Linked DNA regions of Homo sapiens: region 1 is linked to region 2. A link is an interaction called in ENCODE POLR2A ChIA-PET data of the cell type or tissue named here. Cell type or tissue: Panc1. All regions are shown on one strand. Each heading gives the region's core, and the rest is flanking DNA. Links, peaks and the distances in the headings are about the cores only. Region 1 overlaps PTPRO (protein tyrosine phosphatase receptor type O). Region 2 overlaps EPS8 (EGFR pathway substrate 8, signaling adaptor).

What was found. Peaks named below come from ENCODE experiments on the same cell type or tissue, not always from the same donor. Only the 100,000 strongest peaks of a DNase experiment are listed, where the experiment ranks them.
Region 1: POLR2A ChIA-PET joins it to region 2 with 5 read pairs; 3 of 35 experiments call an interaction of 5 or more read pairs at or near these places.

The regions. Positions count from the first base shown.
Region 1 is chr12:15,597,593-15,609,168 of GRCh38, forward strand. It overlaps PTPRO (protein tyrosine phosphatase receptor type O), which reads left to right. Exons shown (of 27, transcript NM_030667.3): 27 at 1-739. Among named protein-coding and RNA genes, the nearest start is that of EPS8, 190 kb to the right of the region's middle. In Panc1, for the core only: no CTCF peak of the experiment used is centred there; no DNase peak of the experiment used is centred there.
Region 2 is chr12:15,683,767-15,695,342 of GRCh38, forward strand. The region is part of intron 1 of EPS8 (EGFR pathway substrate 8, signaling adaptor); the gene reads right to left. Among named protein-coding and RNA genes, the nearest start is that of EPS8, 100 kb to the right of the region's middle. In Panc1, for the core only: no CTCF peak of the experiment used is centred there; a DNase peak (open chromatin) is centred at 4,725; H3K4me3 peaks cover 1,583 bases; H3K27ac peaks cover 4,470 bases.

The DNA of each region.
Region 1 (11,576 bases), core at 2,464-10,463, 85 kb before region 2:
CTCTTGTCACTGAAAAGGCTTGGCCATGGCAGACCTTGGCAGAGTTTCTTGCAAGATCTGGCCAGTGAGTCTCAGTTTCACCTTGCAGGGTGAATGGCAGAGGATGCCCATACCCTGCAGGTTAACAGCTTGGGCTCCTCAGGGGTTGTCAGTTCCTACTCACCTCCCTGCTACCACCTCCTCCTCTTCTTCTCACCCCCGACTCCTTTATTTCCCTTTTTGGACATTTTAATAATGTGTCGCACCATTCTCAGGAACAAACATGGTTAATGAAAGGTGGCAAAGGGATGTGTGACATTCTTAGATTTTCACACATGGGCAGTCAGGAGTGAAATGTGCAACCTTGGAAGAGCTGATACAATGTATGGTAAGCTGAAGTACGTTTCCAACACTGCTGCTCAGAGCATACAGAAGTTTTGCATCCTGGAACATTGCTTCCCATGAAACAAAGCACTTCATAAATATTTTATGTTTTTCTTGAGCACCCTTTCAAGGTAGGGATCAAATAGTGCCAGATCAATTTTCCCAAAAGGAAAGAGGAAGTATCCAGAGTTTAGACTGAAGGCTTAGAGTCAAAACTACAGGAAGGTCACACTGTTCTCTGGAACACTGTTGCTCTTCAGTTTGTAGAGTTTATGATGGAAAAGGCATCAGTCTGTCAAAAGACTTGTTTAATCCTGATAATGACTTTGGAATTATCTCTCCTGGGTCTCAGTTAATAAACTGAAGAATGACCTAATCATAACTCCATATCTTGCAACAGGTATAAGAAGTATCAGATACGATAATTGACCCAAAGGTGCTTTGTGTCTTGTTCTCTCATGTATGTTCCGTAAGGCTACTCTAACCAGTTCTGTTTCCACACCAGGACCCAACTTTAAGCATTCAGAAGGGAGGCTTCCAGAGCCTCTGTATTATTAACTAGGGTTTTTAAAATTCATTTGAGTAATGCTTTGTTCTAAAAGAACACAGGGGCCTTAGTGCATGTGTTCATAATAGCCTGTATGGCACACAAAAAGATCTAAAAACTTGAGCGTTACAAAACATTTCATTTTGAGTGCTATTTTTTTTTTCTTTTTTTTTTTGAGACAGATCCTCTCTCTGTTGCCCAGGCTGGGGTGTATTGATGCAATGGCGTGACCTTGGCTCACTGCAACCTCCACCTCCCAGGTTTAAGCGATTCTCCTGCCTCAGCCTCCTGAGTAGCTGGGATTACAGGTGCGTGCCACCACGCCCAGCGAATTTTTTGTATTTTTAGTAGAAACAGGGTTTCACCATGTTGGCCTGGCTGGTCTCAAACTCCTGACCTCAGGTGACCCCCCCACCTCAGCCTCCCAAAGTGCTGGAATTACAGGTGTGAGCCACCACACCAGGCCTTGAGGGCTATTGAGATCAAATTCCTTGGCTGCAAAAGATAATTTATGAAGTTAATTGAGAAACTACCATTAGGATCTAATTAATAAATGTAATAGTTGACAGCAGTATATCCATTACTTCATATGATGATTTCGTTTAACTTGAAAAAAGTGATGGATGACAGCATTTTTTGGAAAAGCATTTTAATTCGGGGTCTACAATTTCCCACTGTAAAGACAACATTGCCTCCAAAATGTAAAACTAGAAAAGTTACTACTTTTTTTTAATGTCAGATTTTATAATGTCTCTCCTTTCCTAAAAGCTGTTCCTACTCCCAAAAAGGTGACACAGCTCTCAAATGAGGCTGTGGTGTCAACAGGCAAAGCAGGATCAGATGCTTTGGATTTGAATTTTCTGCAGGCTACTTGATAGCTGCTTGCTAGAGGATTGGCCCTTAGCCAAGGAGTTAAAGTTACTGAGTCCAACCTCTAAGAGCCAAAATTCTCCCTGCTTTCTAGCAAGGAGGCCTTCCTTTACACCTCAGGAAATGTCTGATGTAATGTGCTTCAAATAGCTGGCTCGCTTCCTAGCTCACAGATCTCTAGTCTGGTACTTGGCACAGCGATGAAGTCTGAGAGTCATGCCCATCGCTGATTATAACATTCACTTTGGCCAAAGGGGTTATAAAGCAACAAAATATAACATGCAAAACCTGCAGACTTCCACCCCTGACTTTTAATAGCCTCATTTGGAACCATTTGAAGGAAATTTCAGCTGTGACATCTCTGACCCCTGGCCTTCCAGAACAGTAAGATTTTTTGCTTTTAGTTTTATCTGGTGATTATCACAAGGCCTTTTCCTGGTGGGTCACTGGATTAAAGATGAAGTATAAGGTTTAACTCTGGGAGTTGCATTACAGGAGGGTCATGAACAGACTGAAGGCTGTCCAGACATTGTCACTAGAACCACCGGAAATGTGGAGAAATAACAGGTTATGATAACAAAACCTGGGAAAACTGGGGCTATTAAATCTGGAGTAAAGGAAGTCATTTATTGAATCACTCAGTCAACAAATGTGTGTTTATCTAATCATATTGTAGGAATCACTCAATCAATCCATCTAAGGTTTCTTGACCACTTGCAATATGCTAGGCCCTATGGTAAGCACAAATATGAAGGCTTTTAAAAATAGGCTATATAATCAGTTTTAATACTGTTGTTGGAATGTTCAAGAAAGCCTTAGCCAAGTCTTTTTCAACATTTTTATTTATATCTTCCAAAACTTCGTCAACATATCTTCTGGACATACTCACCAGCCATCATATTTAATGATGTTCAATATTTTCCTCAATGGCTTATATAACAGAAACAACAAATGTTCATTGTTTTTTTACTCATAAACCACTAGAAAGCCTGACATGATCGCTCTTGCTTGATGAGAGTCACCAAACTAGTCCTGCCCTCCTGCTCATAACAAGAGTCTCCTCCACCGTGTTCCTGGTGGATGGCTAATTCTTTTCTACAGAACACTTTTAGAGGGAGGAATTGCTTCTAAGGTAGCAAAGCATTTTTTCTTTTGTTTACACATCCAAGGACCTTACTAATATTAAGAATGTATGAGTCTGTGCCCCTCATGGGCATAGGCTTGAAGCCCAAATCTACTTCCCCATCTTGGAAAAAAAAAAAAAAGATCAGGTTCTGTGGCTGCTTTGAATACCGGACTGGCTTCTCACTTGGCAGCAAAGGAGATGGCACCTGACTCAGGGAGCAATGGGGGTTTCTTTCTAATGTGCTAATCCCTTTATGTTCATATCCTCAACTTCAAAACATCATTAGGAAGTGAGAATACTCATTTCCCAGGTGACGAAGTTGAGAGACAATAAGGTGAAGAGGCAGCGTAGTTAAATTACAACTACAGGGTTAGAAAGTGGCAGAAGCAGGATTCCCGGCCAGCTCTGCCCAGCCCTAAACCTTTTCCCCCACAACTTCATGCTGTTTCTCGTTCATACTTAGCATGGATAAAGTGCAGTAGGATGGAATTAATAGATTCATCTCCAGGTAATGTGTTTAATATAGAGGGCAGACATTCAATTTGAGAAATGGTAAATCTCTAACCTTCTAAGAAAATCATTTATTTATTGAACCTTTCATGCCAGGCACCGTAGAAGGGGCTATGGCTATGAAGATGGATGCAACAAGATTCTTGCTTCTAGTTTACATTCTAATAGGGGAAATCAGAAGTAAAAATAAGGGCAACAAAGTGTAACAGACACCGTGATAGAAACACAAAAAGTATCCAATATAGGTCCAAGGGAAGGATAGGTGATCTTTTTTTTCTAGAAGGGTCAGGAAACACTATACTACTATATTAAAGTACTAATAACTATAGGGCCACATTAAGCAATACTAAAGAGGAACATTCATTGCTCATTCAGCAAACATGAAACACCCAGTATGCATCAGTCACTGGGGCCCATATGGATGACTAATCCTCCCACCCTGCCTTCTGAACCTATTCTTCTTGGCACCTTCCAAGGGGACCATTTCTCTTAAGATGTCCACAAACAGCTCCAGCTCATGTATCACTCAGCAGAATCTAGTGGATTTACTCTTACTGCAAACCTAACAGAGCATACTGGGACTACTTTTCAAGACCCTTTGCAGAGTTCTGGGCAATGGAATGTGTGCTTCCTGGCCTCTGGACCATGAAAATTACCCAGGAGCAACCTTCCATTCCACCCTCCCCCACCCCTCTTCTTTCTTGTCTCTCTCTCTCTGTGTGTGTGTGACTGTGAATGTGTGTATGTCTCTTTCTCTCTCTCCCTCTCCTCTACCCCAACACAGATGGTGGTGCCACAGATAGGAGGACTCTGGGTCCCTGAATCACCACTTGGGGCAGGGATATCTGGTAGCATTGGCCCATTATGTGATCAAGAAATAGATTTCTATTGCATTGTCACTGAAACTTGGTCATTGTCAGTTACAGCAATCAACCTGCCCTTAACTAATATGGCAGCACAAGGATAACCTTTACAACAATGTTCCATCTAAGTTACAATAGGAAGTTTTCAGAGCAATGGTGTGTGACTGCCCAGTAAAATTCCCAGAAGACAGTTAAAGATGAAGCAGTGCAGAGCAAAGTAAACCCACAATGCAAAACAAGGGTTCAGGAAAGGCCACAAAAGCAATAATGGTTCCTTTAATAAATAAACTTTTTAACAGAAATATATGAATTCTTCTTTATAAGTTGTTTTCCTCCAGGTTAGATCTCTCCTGATCTTTTGGTTGTCATTGCTTTTCACACCCCATCATAAGACCATGACTCAGGACACCCACTAGAACTTCTTACCCTTACACTAGGCCATTGCCTCTGAATCAGACTCCTGGATTCCTATTAACAATATACCCCAAAGTGGTTTCACATCAACAAAAGCTCACACATACAGGAGCCCATGAGGCTTGGTGTTTGGAGTGATGCTGGGCAACCCAATCCTTTACATTTTGTGCGTGTCCTGGTGCGTTCCAGGGCCATGGTCACAGTTCAAAGCCAGCTGACACGAAATATTTTTGTTCAGTTCTAAGAGCACCAAAAAGTTCAAAGGGCAGTTTAAACTAGAAAAAGTTAACTGTAACCACTACATCCTTTATAAATATAAAACAGGATGGTCTTAGAAAGGTTCCTTCATGTCCAAAACCAAATTAGATCATATTGCCCCTTAACCAATGAACTTGGGAAGTGACACAGGACAGGGTCCAGCAGGACAGCAGAGCAGAGGGGCTTAGAATAAGGGACTGTGGTTGAAGAGAGGCTTGAGCTAAGTCTCTGCTCCTGACTACATATAACTCAGTCATCTAATCTATGAAATGACATCCTGATGGTAGCTTTCACATAGGGAGTCTTAGTCAGGGCTGCTGTAACAAAGCACCATAAACTAGGTGGCTTTAAATATTTCTTACGGTTCTGGAGGCAGTAAGTCCAAGATCAAGATGCCAGCATGGTCGGTTCTGGTGAGAGCCCTCTTCTGGGTAGCAGACAGCTGCCTTCTTGTATGCTTACATGGCAGAAACAAGGCAAGAGAGCTCTCTGGGGTTCCTTTTATCTGGGCACTGATCCTATTCATGAAGGTTCCACCTTTATGATATAATTACTTCCCAAAGGCCCCACCTTCTAATATCATTACATTAGGGATTAGGATTTCAACATATGAATTTTGGGGGCAAATTCAGTCCATTGCATAGGGCATCAGAAGATAACATGTGTAAGGATCTGAAAACAATACCAGGAATAGTTTAGTACATTACATACCACCCTGTTACAAGCCAATCTCCCACAGTCTCTAAGGGCCATCCTGATAGTCTTCAATAGACTTGGTAAGAGCATCTGAAGCTGGTATCTGACCTAGACTGACTGGGTTTTTCCAGGGTGACACCTGAACCCCCTCCCCTGGCAGCTACCCTCACAGTCACAGACCTTGGAATATAAAAGAGGTATAGTCTGTGACCCAATGTGGATGACCTTGTGTCATAGGCATTTGATGCAAAAGCAGAAGCTAGTGTTCCAGATAAGAGTCCTGGATTTCCCAGGCCTGGATTTCCAATTCTTTACTAGCAAATGTATTACCAATGTGTGTGTTTTATGTCCAGTGTATGTAATCTATGCTAGCGGGTTTCCCAGAAAAGCAATGTCAGCACCTAATTTACATTCCATGAAGATGTCTGCAGCTGTACAGATAATCTGCACAAATTCCTTGCACTAAAACTATATCTAGAGAGCTGACTGCTTCTAAGACAAGACAGCCAATTTGTACAAACCTTAATATGTACATACGCCTGGGTCAAGTTAAGAAGAGATGCTTGGCGTGAACAGACACCGCTTGTGAGCACCACTTAATCCCTCTGTGAACTGGTTTCCTTGTTTGTTAATGGCAATAATAAGAGCCTCCTCCACAGGGCTGCACTGAGGATTAAATGTAAAGCCCTTGGCATGGTGCCTGGTGGTCTGAGGGTACAGAATGGCATAATTGAGAAAGTATAGTCTTCAGAGTCACAGAACTCTGTGCTCTTATGCTGACTAGCAGTGTGGCCTTGAGAAGTCACCTACTATTTCTCAGCCTAAGTGTTCCCACAATAAAAAAATAATATCTACGTTTTCAAGTTGTGGTAAAACTTATAACTGGTTGTGTAAAGCACCGGCCAAAAACCTGGCAGAGTCAGCATAGCATAAATGCAGTATGATTCTTCAAATTTCCAAATCTCTCCCTCTCTTAGTGCATTTAGGCCACCAAACCCACCTACTCCTTTCAGTACCAAGACATCTACAGAGTGAGTGTGCCCCTTTGATTTCTCAGTCCCACATGGGCGCCCTTAGCATGAGCATGCCCCCTACACAAGGTCAGCTCCCAGAGCAGCAGTAACAACCCAACCCATGAAGTGCTGCCACACTTGGAGTCAGCAGCTCCCGTAAGAGGCAGAGGTTTGGCCAGGCGCAGTGGCTCACTCCTGTAATCCCAGCACTTTGGGAGGCCAAGGCCAGCAGATTACCTGAGGTCAGGAGTTCAACACCAGACTAGCCTGGCCAGTATGGTGAAAATGCGTCTCTACTAAAAATATATATAAAAAAATTAGCTGGGCGTGGTGGTGCATGCCTGCAGTCCCAACTACTCGGGAGGGTGAGGCAGGAGAATCGGTTGAACCCAGGAGGCAGAGGTTGAAGTGAGCCGAGATCACGCCACTGCACTCCAGCCTGGGCGACAGAGCAAAACTCCGTCAAAAAAAAAAAAAGAGGCAGAAGTTTTGTTTGCACATACATGTCACATATTGGGGTGGAAAACTCAGTTGGAAAAAATAATAAAAGAATTTGGAAGCATCCAGGCAATTTCAGATATCTGTTTTAATTTGCGTTCTGTAAATCCACTGCGCTGTCACCAAGGTATAACAATAGTCATTTTCTCATTCTTTTTTTTTCCATTTGCTGCAATGCAAATGAAACAAATTACCCAGACTTCCAAATTCCATCCTATAATAAGATTGGTTTTGGAGATGAGGCAATAGACTAACTTCCCTGTGCTGTTTTCCTAATAAAAAGTGCGCCCTTACTTATATACTGCAAGATACGAGGTTGCTACAGGCTATTAACACCATGACCTGCTTACCTTGCAAAGAGCTGTATTTTGTGTGTGTGTATGAGACAGAGTCTCGCTCTGTCGCCCAGGCTGGAGTGCAGTGGTGTGATCTCAGAAGAGCTATATTTTATGAGCTAGCAACAGCTCATGGCACCTGTCTTAGCCTCTTTTAGCCTATGTTCCAATAGCTCTGCTGCTAGGTTCCTTCACTAGTGAAAGACAAATCAATCCTTTTCCCACATACCTCCTAAGAGCTGGAGAGGACACTGTCGTTGTGTTTACTGAATAAACCACACCACAGATTAACTTGAAGCAAATGTATATCTACTCCTAGTTTGGGCCTGGCTATTACGAGCAGGGTTGAGACTAAGATCCAGTAATTTTTGCCCTGATTTCTTGGTATTTTATGTAATGTCGATTCCAAAGCATAAATGTGGACCTATGAGAGAACGTCCAAAGCTAATTTTTCTATCTAAACAAAATAGCGCTTTGAGGAGGTGGTCAGTCATCTGAAATTCCCCACAGATGCAAATGACCTTTGCAACTGAGAATTATATCTCCTGGTTCAACTGCTGCCTGGAACAACCACTGTCCAGTCTACCTTCATGTCCACCCGCAAGGGCCTTCATGGGACCTGGAGTTCCAAGGTCCAGAGATTTCCAAATAAAGCTCCCGGACTCCTCTCTGCATCTTCAGTGCTGATTTTACCTGTGTTATATGGAGGCATACTATATAAAATTTCATTTTTTAAAAAAGTGCTTTTTCTGCTTAAATTGTTGTATACACTGACCTATATAATACATGAGAGAAAAAAAGTTTGCATGATATATAGAAGTCCAAGAAATTGAGTCCAAATTCAGTTGTCCACTTTGTAATCTTTTACAAGCTACCTAACTTATCTGGGTTTCAATTTCCTCTCTTATAAAGTGGGATATATGTGAAAGTGCTCAGCACACATGAATTCAGTTCCTGTTTCCCTTTCCTTAGAATAGATGGGAGGGCAGAAGGCCTTGTCATATGGTACCAGTTCAGAGTAAGAAACAATGAAACAGGACAAACTGTGAAAGATCTAGAGATTTCAATTTCTGGCCAGTTTGTGTGTGCGTGTGCGTGTGCGTGTGTGTGTGTGTGTGTATGCATGTGTGCTTTATTCCATTTTTCCATGGGCTGAAAGGGCCTTCATTTCATTTTTGGAGGAAACAGGAATGATTGAACATGGGGAAATTATATTCTACTCCATATGCAGAGCTTTCCCACCCGAGGCAGCCCAGAAATGGAGCAGGAATTGGGCCAACTGCCTGGGACTACAGTCAGGAAGGAAAGAGCCGTGAGAGCCGCCTGGACCAGGACCATCTGGGCCCCTCAGCAGTCCTGGCTCATCGCACACCTCCTTCCAGCACCAAGCTCAAGGTGATGTGCCCAAAGCTCTTTCGAAGGCATTTCAACTGTTAAGATAACCAGTTCATACAGAAATCCACATCCGGGACCTTAGTTCTCTCAGAGCACGTAATAGCCACATCTTCCTCCAATTCACCTTCACGTTTAATTGTGTAGTTCTTAGTAATGCTATCTTATCAGAATTATACTAACTTTTCATTTTTTAACCTTTCTTTCACAAACGTGATGAGATAAATCTGAACATTTGGGTATTAGAAGATAGTTCTGCCAAGTGCGCCCCCCACTCAAAATAAAAACAAAAACAAAAAACAACTGAGCATTTCCCGAAAAACTGCTCTCAGAACACTGGCTTCTTTTCCTGTCCTCAACTGAGGATAGAAAGGAACAAAGAGGCAAGTAAAGGGGCTGTGAGATGATGTGGGAGTAGGTCTTAAAAATGGAGGAGAAAAGAAGGGATTGGGGAACAAAGATGATGGAGAGAGAATGCGTGGGGAAAAAGAAACACGTCATACAAACTGAAATTCCCATATAGAACCCAGAACTGCTGAGAATGCACCCTTTCTCTGGAAGTCACTTGCAGCAACCATGGCTTTATAAGTATTTTATGTTTTATTTTAGTTTTTTTAATAAGTATGCAAGAGAAAGGTGGTATTACAGAAGATAAAATGCCTTCCTTGCCCAATCCATTCCTAAGGGCCCTTTGTACAACCCTCTGAACATCTTTCATGCTAGTTACTAAGTTAAGGCCATGCCCTTTGGGAAAAACTAAGTGTCACAGCGTAAAATTACAGTGTCTGGGAAGTCAGCACTGCTAGTTTTAGGATGTAATCTTGTCCTAAGAAATCAGTAAAACTAGATTCCGGGATAAATAAGGCAAACTGCAACGGTTCTTTAGATTGTGTGCGTTCCTTGAAGGCAGAGACCCTGTCCAGGTTTTCCCTTGAATATCCAATTCTAAAAGAAAACATGTGCTAAATGTTTATTAAATGAACATTGTCTCCTACTTAGAAACAACCAGTCTTCATATAAACTCCTTTATGGGCTCTCTACAATTTTCTAATGTTGTTCCACCTTCCTTATGCAAGCATTGAGAAGAAAGTGAGAAGACTCAGACCTGGTGAGATCTCCACCCAAGCCCTAGTGCAGCCTCTATAAAGTTAATTTTAGAAAACAAGTGAATCCCATATTTCCTATAAATTTTCTTAGAGAAAAGTGTGAAGAGTTTTAAGTGATTAGAGTACCTCTCACATTAGCTTCCCATGACCCAGTGCCTATTAAGGAGAGGGAAAGAGATAAAATCTATTGGTCCCCTTTTACAAGCAGTACGAGACTATCATATCTGGGATAAGGAAAACTTGTCGGCTCTCCGCCTGGGGACAATTCTGCAACCTCAGAGCAGCAAGCTATAATTCAAGCAGAACAAGATAGTCCCACTGAACTGAAGAGGCAAAGACCAGAATTCAGTTCACCTGAAGTGCCTGAAATTTCTAAAAAGGGGCACAAGGGTGGACGGATTTGTGCAGAGTGGCCACAGAAATCTGTAAGTAGATCCACCCCCCATCCTTGGCATAGGCAACATCACCCGAGGCCTACCAAACAGTGATTGCTACAAGGCTGAGAGTGGACTAGAGCTACCAGGGTAGCTGTGCAAGGGACATTGGCAGTCCAGCTCAGCAAAAGTGAGATTTGTTCGGCACCTTTTAACAACCTGGGATGTAAATTCAGCTAAGATTAAAAATATCCCGGGTATTCATCCAAAATGCAAAAAGGAACTTAGAACTAAGGAGCCTAGAGTAAAAGCTGCTCTTCTCAGGTACAAACAAAGCCTAGAACCATGCCCTGACAAGATTTGCAAAGGAGAGTTTTTAGATCGAGTCCCATTAAGTTAGAGGCTCTCGCAAAAAACATTTTGCTTTCTATAATTCATTCTAACAGAGCATAAAACCAAGCCTATACAATTCTAAAGTGATCAGCTGGTATTGAACTCCCTGCTAGAACAAAAATAAACATTCCTCAAGGAAAGATAACATATTCTAGAATATCTGAAACATACCATCTGCAATGTTAAATATATAATAAAAAATTAGGACACACACGAAGAAACAGGACAATAGGACCAATGTTAGTGGGGAAAGCAATAAGCAGAAACTGAGCATGAGAAGGATCAAATGTTAAGCTTAGCAGATGAAGATTGCAAAGTAGCCTTTGTGCATTGTGGAAATAAAAGAAAGTGTGTTCAAAGAATTAAGGGAAAATATATTATTTTATGAGTAAACAAATAGTCTCAGCAGAGAAATGGAAGCTGTATAAACCAACTAAATGTAAATTCTAGAACTTACACAATACTTGAAATGAAAAATTTTCTTGATTGGCTTAATAGAAAAGAGAAGATCACAGATTTAAAAAAAGAGCTAGTGAATCTGAATATTGAGAGAAATTTTAGCATCTAAATAACAGGGAACATATATATTTTAAAAATTAACAGAGATTCAGGCATCTTGGGGGATGATATAAAATGGCCTAATATGTATGTATGTAATAGGAGGCTTAGGAGAGAAAAAGAGAAAAGAGGAGAAAAAATATCAGAGGAAAATGCCTTCTAATGATGAGAAAACATTGATTCATACATCCAGAAACTCAATGAACCCTGAATAGGCAAACCACCAAGAAAACCACATTAACTTTATAATCAAGCTGTTG
Region 2 (11,576 bases), core at 1,663-9,662:
CATTGCTGTACCCAATTTGTTTCTTTTCACTCCTGGATATTTGGTCCTCTCCGGGTTTGTGTCACTAAGCTATCCTGGATCCTGCCTTAGTTTTCTGAATTTTGTCTTTTCAAATATATTATATTACTATGTCCTCTCAATAACTGTGAGTTAGGCAGGACATACCCCAGCTTTATGGGCCAAGGGGGTGAAAGCATGAACAAATATTGATTATTAAGTTTCAGGTCCTGTGATGGATATTGGGACCACCAAAGTGAACCAAACAGACATGGTCCCAACTATAGGGCCAACAGTCTAGTGGGGGGAAACAGATAATGAATAAGTGTAAAATTTTAAGTTGTACTTATCATTACAAAGGGAACATTCATCATAACACGGATGCAAATAATAACAGAACTTAACTCTGATTGGAAGAGCACAGAAAGCCTACATAAAGAAATAATATTCAAGATCTGGTCACTTCGAGTTAATTCTGTCTCATTCTTCAGATCTCAGTTCAATCACAATGTCCTCAGGGGAAGATTTTACTGACCGTCCTGGATAGATAAAATCCCACTATCAGACACTCTCCATACTATAGACAATTTTTCAAAGCATTTATCACATTCATAACTTTTCCTTTACTTAAATTAATACCTGACTCTTCACTAAACTCTTAGCCCCCAAAAGGCTTGAATTTTTGTTTGATGACTTCTGCTTTTCAAATAAGAAGAAGGGTACCAGGCACAGAATAGGTGTTCATTAAATATTTATTCAAAGAAAGAAAGAAGGAAATCCATGTCCCACTCTTCAAAGAGTTTATTGTATTCTTAGGGAAACAAAGTTAATTCATGTAAAACAAATAGTAAGGAATTAAGTCCCAACATATGTAGCTCTATTTTAAATCTGCTAGAAGTTCGGAGAGGGAAAAGGCCATGAAGACTGTCATTACTTTCTGGAAGGGCTGGGACTTGACCTAGTTCTTAAAAAAATGGGTAAGAATGGCCCTCAAAACACTGGACTTTAATTTAAGCTTTCCTATCCACTGCTTAAAAGCACATTTATAAATTAAGAAGCAAAGAAAGATCGGCCTCTGCCCTATACATGCATGTACTTATAAAATTACATGTATATTACATTGCTGTGCTCCATTTTTGTTGTTTTCCTTCTTCAGTTTACACTTGGATACAATCAGTGGTGTGCTGGTAAACCAATTCTCAGGGTGGGACAAGGCAGAGGGCCTGATTTGTAGTGCTTATTGTTTTCCATGGTATAAATATTCCCACCATGGCCAATTTCAAGCAGTCAGTGGTTTAACAGCAGCTTACAAAATTCCTAAATTCTTCACGATTGGCTAAGGATCCAACTGCAGCACATCATTGCTACGTTCTATAATTTGGGCCAGAACAGAGGCCTGGAATAACATTATGGAACTAGAGATAGTCTGGAATTTTAACACTATTCCTGGCACTAACTGGGCTAGGAAAGTCAATTAAGCCTCTGGCCTCTGTCTCAATGTCCTCGTCAGTAAAATAGAGATAATTCTTCGTCTTCCGAGCTCACAGTGCTAGTGTAAAGATGAAATGAGATAGATGTGCAAGTTTCTTCCAAAACTGAAAAAAAAAGAAGTGTTCTTTCAAAGCAAGCTGGTTCATTCAGTATATAAATTAAACCCCCAGGGTTTGTGCTGATTTTGATCTGGTTTGCGTTTTAAAACCACAGCAGCTGGTTTTAATGAAAAGTGATAGCCACAGCATCTCATCTTTTCATGTTTAATTCTTCATGACAATCAAATAAATGCATGGTCTCTCTTTTGTTTTAAAATAGTGATCTGTTAGAATAAGAGAACATTAGAAAAGGGGATAGAAAATGGCAATTTGCTAAATTGAATTTTAAATATAGAAACTTTTTGTCATTTGGCAATCACAGTTTCACTTATCACGGCGGCTCATGTGGCAAATATGGAGGCTTTCAAATACCCAATTTGAGCGATTGCAGTGTATACCATGCGGAGGAAACAATTACAAATGTTTGTCTTTTTTTCCATTAGGCTTTTAAGACATACCCAGTTTATACCCATATACACAATTTAAAATAATGATCAACTCTAACTGAAAAATTAAGTGTTTTTATTTTTATAAACTGTTAAAGCAACCTAAAAACTAAAGAGACAAAGGTTTTTTTAATCGCTTTTAAGTTTAATGACTCACAAATGCAGTTAATCACACTAACTACATAATTCTGCTGAAAGTATACACTAAAGCCATCATAATAGCTACCACCTACAGTTGGCTCCTGAACAAGAGGAGGGTGAACTGCAGAGTCCACTTACAAGCAAATTTTCTTCCACCTCTGCCACCCAGAGACAGCAAAACCGACCCCTCCACTTCTTCTCCCTCAGCCTACTCAACATGAAGACAAGGATGAAGACCTTCATGATGATCCACTTCTATTTCATGAATAGTGAACATATTTTCTCCTTCTTAAGTATTTTCTCTAGCTTACTTTATTTTAGAATATATAATACATATACAAAATACGTTAATCAACTATTTATATGATCTTAGGTAGACAGTAGGCTATTAGTATATGTTTTAGAGGAGTCAAAGTTATACACAGATTTTTGACTGAGTGGGGGTCAGCACCCCAATCCCTGCATTTGCTCAAGGGTCAGCTATATTTGATTTTAAGTAACAGCATCAATTTCCTTATGAAAACACTTTTAGTAAGTCGTAGTTACTATAATTTTATCTTTATTTTCTACAGAAAATAAAATTCTTTGGCAATTAGAAGGATACAAATGATAAATTTAAGATCTAAGTTAAGCGAATGAAAAATGTAACACACTATAATTTTCAAAAAGAAAGGAAATGGAATATATAAAAAATGACTAAGAAGAAATAAACAAGGCTATAAGGTTAACTCAGCAAATTAAATTTGTATCAGAAGGTTTTAAGATCCTCAAATATAAGTTTTAGATTCCTTTTCTTTACTCTTGCTTGCATCTCATATCAATTTTCAAATTGGTAGATGAGTATGTAGTCATGACTCAATATTAGAAAACTACTTACCCAATCTTGCTGCCACATAATTAGTAACTCTCTGCATATTTAACTGTCCTTCAAATGACTTGTGTTCTCAGAAAATATCACAGATTTTTTTATCTACAGAAGTGTGTTTTTGTGTGTTTGGATATGATATTGAAACATCTATGTCTAGGTTTCAATTTAATTTAATTTATGTCTCCCAGTCTAAGTTACAACCAAGTGGGAGGGGGTATTATCATTACTTAGGATTTTCACTAAAAGATCAGTGAAACTTAATTTCCACCAATACTTTGTGACATTGTCTAACAATGATTTTGTTTCAAACATTAAAAAAAAAATCTTCTTTAAACCTCTTAAATCATCACACATTTTGTCTCCTGCAATGTCTTCTAGAGCAATCACGTTTTAATATCTCTTTCCAGTACCATTGGTAAAGACGGCACCATGTATTTTTCTATGCTATTTTTTCAAATATCAATTAACAAAGAATTTTTATGTGTGAATAAACTCAAAAAACTAATAAGGATATTAAGTTCTTGTAACAATAATGTGGTTAATGCCTGTGAAGGTATCACAATTTCTAGACCATATAGAAGAACAGTATTTTCTCAACACCAGTATCAATGTAAATGGAGTAGTTTTATGCCTTTAAGTCAACACAATAAAATCACTTAAAATAGTTAACTTAGTTCCTCTTTCTTTATGACAAAATTCTTAAGCTGTTTATAAATCAGAACATAATTTTGGGAAAAGTCTATGATCAAATCAGAATGTTGTTTGGTTAACAAGTGGCTGAAGAAAACTACTTATAACAAAATTTAATATGCAACTTTAGAAAGAACTACTTTAGCACTAATTATGTTTGCTATTGTGATGGTGTTCATAGGAAGGGCTAATAAAGAAAAGAGGCATAGACATATTCTAATACTACTATTATATTTCCCTCCAGTTCTTGTCTATTCCCTGAGTTGCTATGATGACATCATCAGCACACATGTACTACTGGATGCTATACTATACATGGAAATTACTAATATCTCAGTTCAAAATGTTTTGATATTTTACTGACTTGGGAAACTATGCTAATTTTAAAAAGAATCACTTCTATTTATTGAGTTTTAACTCTGCATCAGGTATCATGCTAAATGCATTCTATTGTCTTAATCTTGACATTAGTTTTTGAAGGAAGTACTATTCTTCATTCTCATTTTATAGATGAAGAAATTGAAACAAACAGACTGCCATTTGTGTGGTATTTTGAAGCTTAATAAAATCACATAGTACCATGAATGACTGAAAAGTAATGTCTTATTTGCATCTAAGGTAAAATCATAGGCAGAAGTGAACACAAAGGAGAAAGGGAAAGAAAACATTTAATGAGCCCCCAGTTCATAAGACATTTTACAAATATCACCTCACTTTATCCTTAAAACAACATTATCAGCTAGTTATTGGCTCTATTTTATGGGTGAGATGACAGCCTCAAGGCGGTTAAGTCATTTGCCTAAGTGGTAATGATACGGAAGGGAAGGGAGTGGTCCCTTTAAATAATACAGAAGTGGGGAAAGGAAGTGCTGGGTAGAGGAAGGCGGGGTCACTGGTTAGGGCTCCACCCCCATGGACCTAGATGAGGACAGGCATTTTTGTTTTCCTGCCCAAATGTTGCATTTCCCAAGACCAGCCTGGCTTGCCACGCCCCCATTTTGTGCCTATAAACACCCTGAGAACCTAGCAGGCAGGCACATAAGCAGCTGGACATTGAGAGGGGCACATCGGCAGAGGAACACACCAACAGGCACTAGCATGCTGCAGGCCACTAACCAGCAGAATGACGCGGAATTTGGAGTTTAGCAGGGGCAGCCGGACTCCAGGGGAAAACCATTCTCCCTTGTGGCTCCCCCATCTGCTGAGAGCTACCTCCACTCAATAAAACCCTGCACTCATTCTCTAAGCCCACGTGTGATCCGATTCTTCCCATACGCCAAGGCAATAACCCCAGGATACAGAAAACCCCCTGTCCTTGCAATAAGGTAGAGGATCTAATTGAGCTGGTTAACACAAGCTGTCTATAGACAGCAAAACTAAAAGAGCACCCTGTAACACTCGCCCACGGGGGCTTCATCTGTAAACATTCACTCCTAGACACTGCTGTGGGATTGGAACCTCACAGCCTGCCAGTCTGCATGCTCCCCTAGAGGTCTGAGCAGCGGGGCACTGAAGAAACAAGCCACACCGACATTGCATGCCCTGCGAGGGGGACAAAGGAACTTTTCTTGTTTCAGTAACAGAAGAAGCTAAAATTAGAAGCAGAACTCAAACTCTGATCTGACTGACTTATATCCCTTTTTTTTTTTCAGTAAGTTACACCATTGTGTGATAGTTTGACCACTGTGTGCTTGCCAAAAGTTTTCAGTTTTATTTGCTCGGATGTGCAATTATATTCTTTATTCTAATCAACTCTTCTTAAAATAAGGTATTAAAAATGCTAGTTTTTGGAAAGGAAGAGTATTTACTGAGAAAACTAGGATTAAATATATTTTTAATGCTAAATATCCTTTTTCCATAACAGCACCACATGCTAAATTAGTACAGCTCAACATACTTTACAAAAGCAAACAGAAAAAGACCTACCAGGGCCTGACATAAACCAGCTGGGTGGGAAGATGGAAAAACATACTCTAAAAACATCTTTTTTAAAAGTTTTGTTTTGTTTTTAATTGACAAATAATAATTGTATATATTTATAGTGTACAATGTAGTGCTTTGATACATGTATAACTATGAAATGATTAAATCAGGCTAATTAGCATATCCAACACCTCAAATATTTATCATTTCTTTGTGGTAAGAACATTTAAAACCCTCTCTGTTAGCTATTTTGAAATACGCAAAACATTAGTATTAACTATAGTCACTGTGCTGTGCAATTGGTCACCAGAACTTATTTCTCCTAACTGAAACTGTGTACCCATTGTTAAGTGAAATAAGCCAGGCACAGAGATTTCACTTATACGCAGACTCTAAAAAAGTTGGATTCACGGAAGTAGAAAGTAGGATGGTAGTTAGCAGAGGCTGGGAGTTGGGGAAGGAGGTGGACCAGGAGAAGAGAAACATTGGTAATATCATCTTTAATGAGACTGAAACGCCTGAATTCAAATTTCATTCTGGTGTATTAAATGGCATCTAAAAATAGTAAATCATAAAACATTACAGGTACAGCAAGAAGAGCTGTAACCCAAGGATGAGATATAATATTTTAATATTTAACCACCCTGTCACCACATGATTACCTTCCTCTGCATCACCTAGAGCAAAGGACATTAAGCAGCAAACAAAATACTGCAGGTGACTCACTGCATTTCCGTATAGCTCCTTAAGAGGATCAATCTTTTCTAAAGTGTACAATATATCTTTATAAATGCTTACAACATACGAAGTGGAAAATGGTATCTTTAGGCAACTGCTGTACTGATTCATCCCACTTCTCTAAATCATAAATACATCTCCCGAATATTACTACAAGTAAAAACTTAATTGTTAAACCACATGGGACTCTTTAAAAAGCATAAGAATTCTATTTTTTTAAAGGTTAACTAAATCTTTCTAGTGTATTATAATGCACATACTTACACTACCCCCAAACTACTTCTCATATATTTTATTGATAGTCACTATTTCTTATCTCAACTTCCTCTCTTCCTGCCTGCCATAATATTCTAACATTGATTGTTTTGATAAGGGAACACAGAGGTATTATATCTTATCAAGGATTATCCATTGTTTCAATTTGTCTGCTCTATTTTAGTAATACATGGTTTTACAGATCCAATGGCCAGCAGAATGATTATATGGGGGAATGTAATTGCTTTCTAACAGAATACGTTGTATACTTTTCTAGGTATCAGACTGTATCAAGAGCAAAATGTATAACTTTATGTCTATGAAAAGTTCACGACTAAGCAGGTAAGTTAAAACCCTCAATTCTTAACTGTTCCTTCTTCCTATTATCCTATGCCTCTTAACATTTTGCCCACAAAGATAAAAATGCACTCTTTTCAAAATAGTATTTTTCATTTATCTTCAAGAATAGAGGCAGTCCTAATAGGCTGCTAGAAAGTGATGCAATAAAGAAGAGTCAAGACCAAACAAAAAAGTCAGTTCCACTAACTGTCTACACTTGGCTGAATATAAAAAAAACAAGCCAGATTGTCAGTAGGTAATCCTACTAAGAAAACAAATCTCTAGCACCTCATCCAACTCACAGAAAAGCTAGGACAAACTTTCCTTGAAGCTTCACTGCTTATAAAGAAATTTTAGGGGAAAGAAAAAGCATCTTTAAGAAAAGACCACATTATAGGCAATAGAAGACAGCAAAGTGTGAAGTTCAAGGGCAACTAGATTAGGGGTGGATCTAGAGGATAAAATCTCCCTGAAAGAATGACTAGACCAAAAAAGGCAAGAGAGGCTGGGCACAGTGATTTACTATGCCTGTAATCCCAACACTTTGGGAAGTCAAGGTGGGGGTATTGCTTGAGGCCAGGAATTCAAGACCAGCCTGGTCAACATAGTAAGGTCCCATTTCTACCAATAAAAAAAAATTAACAAAAAAGAAAGATAATGACTTTTAGAAATATATAGTATAATGGGGCAGAGAGACATCAAAAGGATCATTTATAGTACAATGTGGCAAGTAGAAAGACAGTATGCAAGGCCTGCGCCTAGGGCTGGAAGCGGGAGACATTCGGTTCATAACTGCCTTCCTTCACAGGCTGTGATGCAGGAGCTGAGTAAGCCAGAAGGCAAAAGAGAAGAGCAAAGGCAGGAGATGGCTTTGGACACTTAGGAAACTGTCAGCAGTTTGGCAGGAAGTTATGAGGGATGAGGTTGGAGATGAAGTGAGAATCATATCACAGAGGACGAATTACAGATACACCACATTTTTGTGAGACTAAAATTCAGTGTTTACTTATTGAATCTATGTAAATGCTATTCACAGTATACTAAGAATACCCTTCCATTTTTATATATTTGTCTTCTGTTTGTTAATAATTATCTTTCCCCCCAACTCTTAGTGATCCTATGTCCCCCTCGTTAATTTTATTACTTTACACCACCAGAAGTGGAGCCCTCCTTTCAATACATTGAAGCACCACCCATTCTATCATTACTCTAACATTTCTGTCTTTCTGCAGGCTTCTTTCCCAGATATATGACTGCTCCACTCTGAACTGATTACTCTCTAAGGCTCCGAAGAGCTTTCATCACGGGATCCACATTCCTCACCACCTTGTGTATCCCCTTCACGTTCCCCCTGTCTTGGAGCCTTACTTCCTGGATCCTGGACCTCCCTCTTTCCATGCTTTTACTTTTTTATTTTGGTAGGGCACATACTTCAGGGACTTCCTAAGAAAGAGCATTAGAAATGTACATTTTTGAAACTGTATATGATGAAAAATGTGTTTATTTTACCTTTACACATGATGGACCGTTTGTCTTGGTTTCAAATTGTAGATTGAAAGAGGTTTGGTTTTTTTTTTTTTTTTTTTTTTTTGCCCCATAATTTTGAAGCCCTTGTGGTTCTGTCTTCAATGACCCCTGCTGAATGTTAGGGGCCACTCTGACTCCCAATTTTTTGTATAGAGCCTGTCTGTTTTCTTCTGTCTGGAGTCTAGGATCTTCATTTTTACCCCTGATGTTCTGAAATGTTATGGTGCTATACATTAGTATGGGTGTTTTTTGAAAAATTCAGCATATTGGAAACACAATAGGCCTTTTCAAACTTGAAAATCATTTTCCTAAAGTCCGGGAAATTTTCTTTTGCTATTTCTTTGATAGTTTCCTTGCTATATATACTTTTCCTTTTTCTAAAAAATTCAGTTGCTCAGAGTAGGACCTCCTGGTCTAAGTCTCTACTTTTGTATTTTCTCTTTTGTTTTTCATTTTGTAATTTTTTTTTCTACTTTCTGGGTAGCTTCCTCTTCTTTATATTCAAAAAACATTTTGAGTTTCTTATTTCTTCTATCAGTTCCATTTTTCAGGAGTACATTTTTAGAACCTAAAGCTTCCTTTTCTTTTAGTGTCTATACTTATTTTCTGATTACAGTATATTCTCTGATCTTTCTGAGAATATCCATGATAATATTTTTAAGTTTTCTTCTCCCTTCATTGTCTCTTTATGACAATTTCCTTGTTTTCGCTAGGTTTGTTTTGGCTTCTGAATTGCTTTAAATATCAGGTGATTACTGGTTATTACTCATATTGAAGATGAAGCCCTAAAAAGGTGGCAAGAAAGTCAGTGTCCATGGGTGGGGCTTGTGAACAAGTGGGCTTCACTGCACAGAAGTCCTGCTGGCAGACCCCAGCCATCAGTGTCTATCGGTCTTTTGCATAGATCAGTCAGGTTCTCCAAGGAAGTATCTTCCCATTCCATGTTTAGAGAATGTAAAGCTGACTGCCAAAACTTTGGCAATAAGTGGAAGAAGTCAGCCAGGGTTGTCTTACTGTTTACTAAGCATTTCATTTCATCTTTCACCCTCTGTCTGTACCTTGGTATCCCCAACCGAGTTCTCTAGTTCACATTCTCCACAGAATAAACTACTGGTTTTACTGGAGTGTGAGGAGGCATCTGGGATCCAAGTTCACTTTAAACACATGACTAATAAATCCTACTATTCTTAGCCTCACTCTCACTGTTGAGTCAGTTGGAGGTTCTGAAATGAAAATAAGGTTGCTTCTCAATGTCTCTCAATAGTAGCTTAGGTTTCAGCATGTAAGGACTTCTAGGTTAATCACAATTATCCACAGGCTTTATAGAGTCCCTTTGTCTCACTGGCTTTCTGCATTTAAAAATCCCTTTACTGTTATTTTATTTGGAGGAAGTGAAATAAATGCATATACCACCATGGAATACTATGCAGCCATAAAAAGGAATGAAAACATGTCCTTTGCAGGGACGTGGATGAAGCTGGAAGCCATCATCCTCAGGAAACTAACACAGGAACAGAAAACCAAACACTGCATATTCTCACTCATAACTGAGAGCTGAACAATGAGAACACATGGACACAGGGAGGGGAAAAAATACACACCAAGGCCTGTCAGATGGAGGTGGGGCAAGAGGAGGGAGAGCATCAGGACAAATAGCTAATGCATGCGGGTCTTAACACCTAGGTGATGGGTTGACAGGGGCAGCAAACCACAATGGAACACGTATACCTATGTAACAAACCTGCACATTGAGCACATGTATCCCAGAACTTCAAGTAAAATTTTTCAAAAAATGAAACAAATGTATATGCTTAGTCTGCCATTTTTCTGTAGCATATTTTCATTGTCTAAACATTAAGAAATATTTGTCAATGAAAAACCCAGATGAAAAATTCAAGTCACCTCTAATGTGAACTTGAGAGGTTCAGGTGGACTATGAAATATGAGTACAAGTTTATACTAAAAACAAAGGTACCATAACAACCAGAGTGAAAGTAACACAAAAAAAAATGAAGGAAATTTACATTTGATAAAGTCAGCTGGTATTTTGGTAGTATATGTTTAACTACCTATTGTTATTATAACAACAAATTCTGTTTTCAAATCCCAGAGAAAAAACAATACGCTAAAGCATGGACGTGAGGCAATAACCCCAGTTAAATCAGACATTACTGTTCACGAAAAGCTCTTGCTTTAATTGCTTTTCTAGAAATTAAATCATAACAGAGTTAGGTGCCTAAATAAAACCTGGAATTCATCCTTAGGTAAATAACCACTACTTTATCCATTCTTTATTAATTTTTTCCCAAAGAGAAGCCCATTTAAATTGATACAGCTGGGAACAAATTATTCGTGGACTACTCCAAAACAAAAGCAGAGATATTTGTACATTAGTTTTAAAATTCAAGTTGCCTATAAAAGTAGTATGAAACTCTCTTCTTGAGAGTTTACCTGCTTACATAGTCATTAAAAAATAAAGGAAGAAAAGTTAATTCCAATGGAAAAAATAATTGAGCCTATTATATTTCATATTTAAAAGTCAGTAAATATAAGCTTTGACTGTGAATAGCATTACCTTTGAAAATTGTGAAATTATAATAGAAGTTCTCAAAACCAGCAGTAAATTTTTTCATAACCATGAAATCACCCACGAATGAGGTAAATTTAGACATATTTCACTATTTCATTATTGTAAAAATAATGCTCATTAAGTATTTTATTATGTCAGCCACTGTGCAAGCACTTTACATGCATTATCTTACTTCTTATTAAGAGGTAAAAAGAACTTCTTATTCTCATTTTAATGAGAATCTGAGACTTTAAATTAGAGTTATAAGTAAAGGTAATTTGGCCATGACATCAGCAACAAGTTGTGCTTTTAACCACTATTATATACTTTCCTTTTACTAATGATAAATCCAGTATTTTGAAGTTGGCTGGGGAAATGTCAACATGGATTAATTAAAAACTAAAATAACTTTTAAACATGATTATTCAAACAAGATTCATTCAACATTAATTGGCACCTGCCAATCTGAGTACTACTTCATTCATTCGCTCATT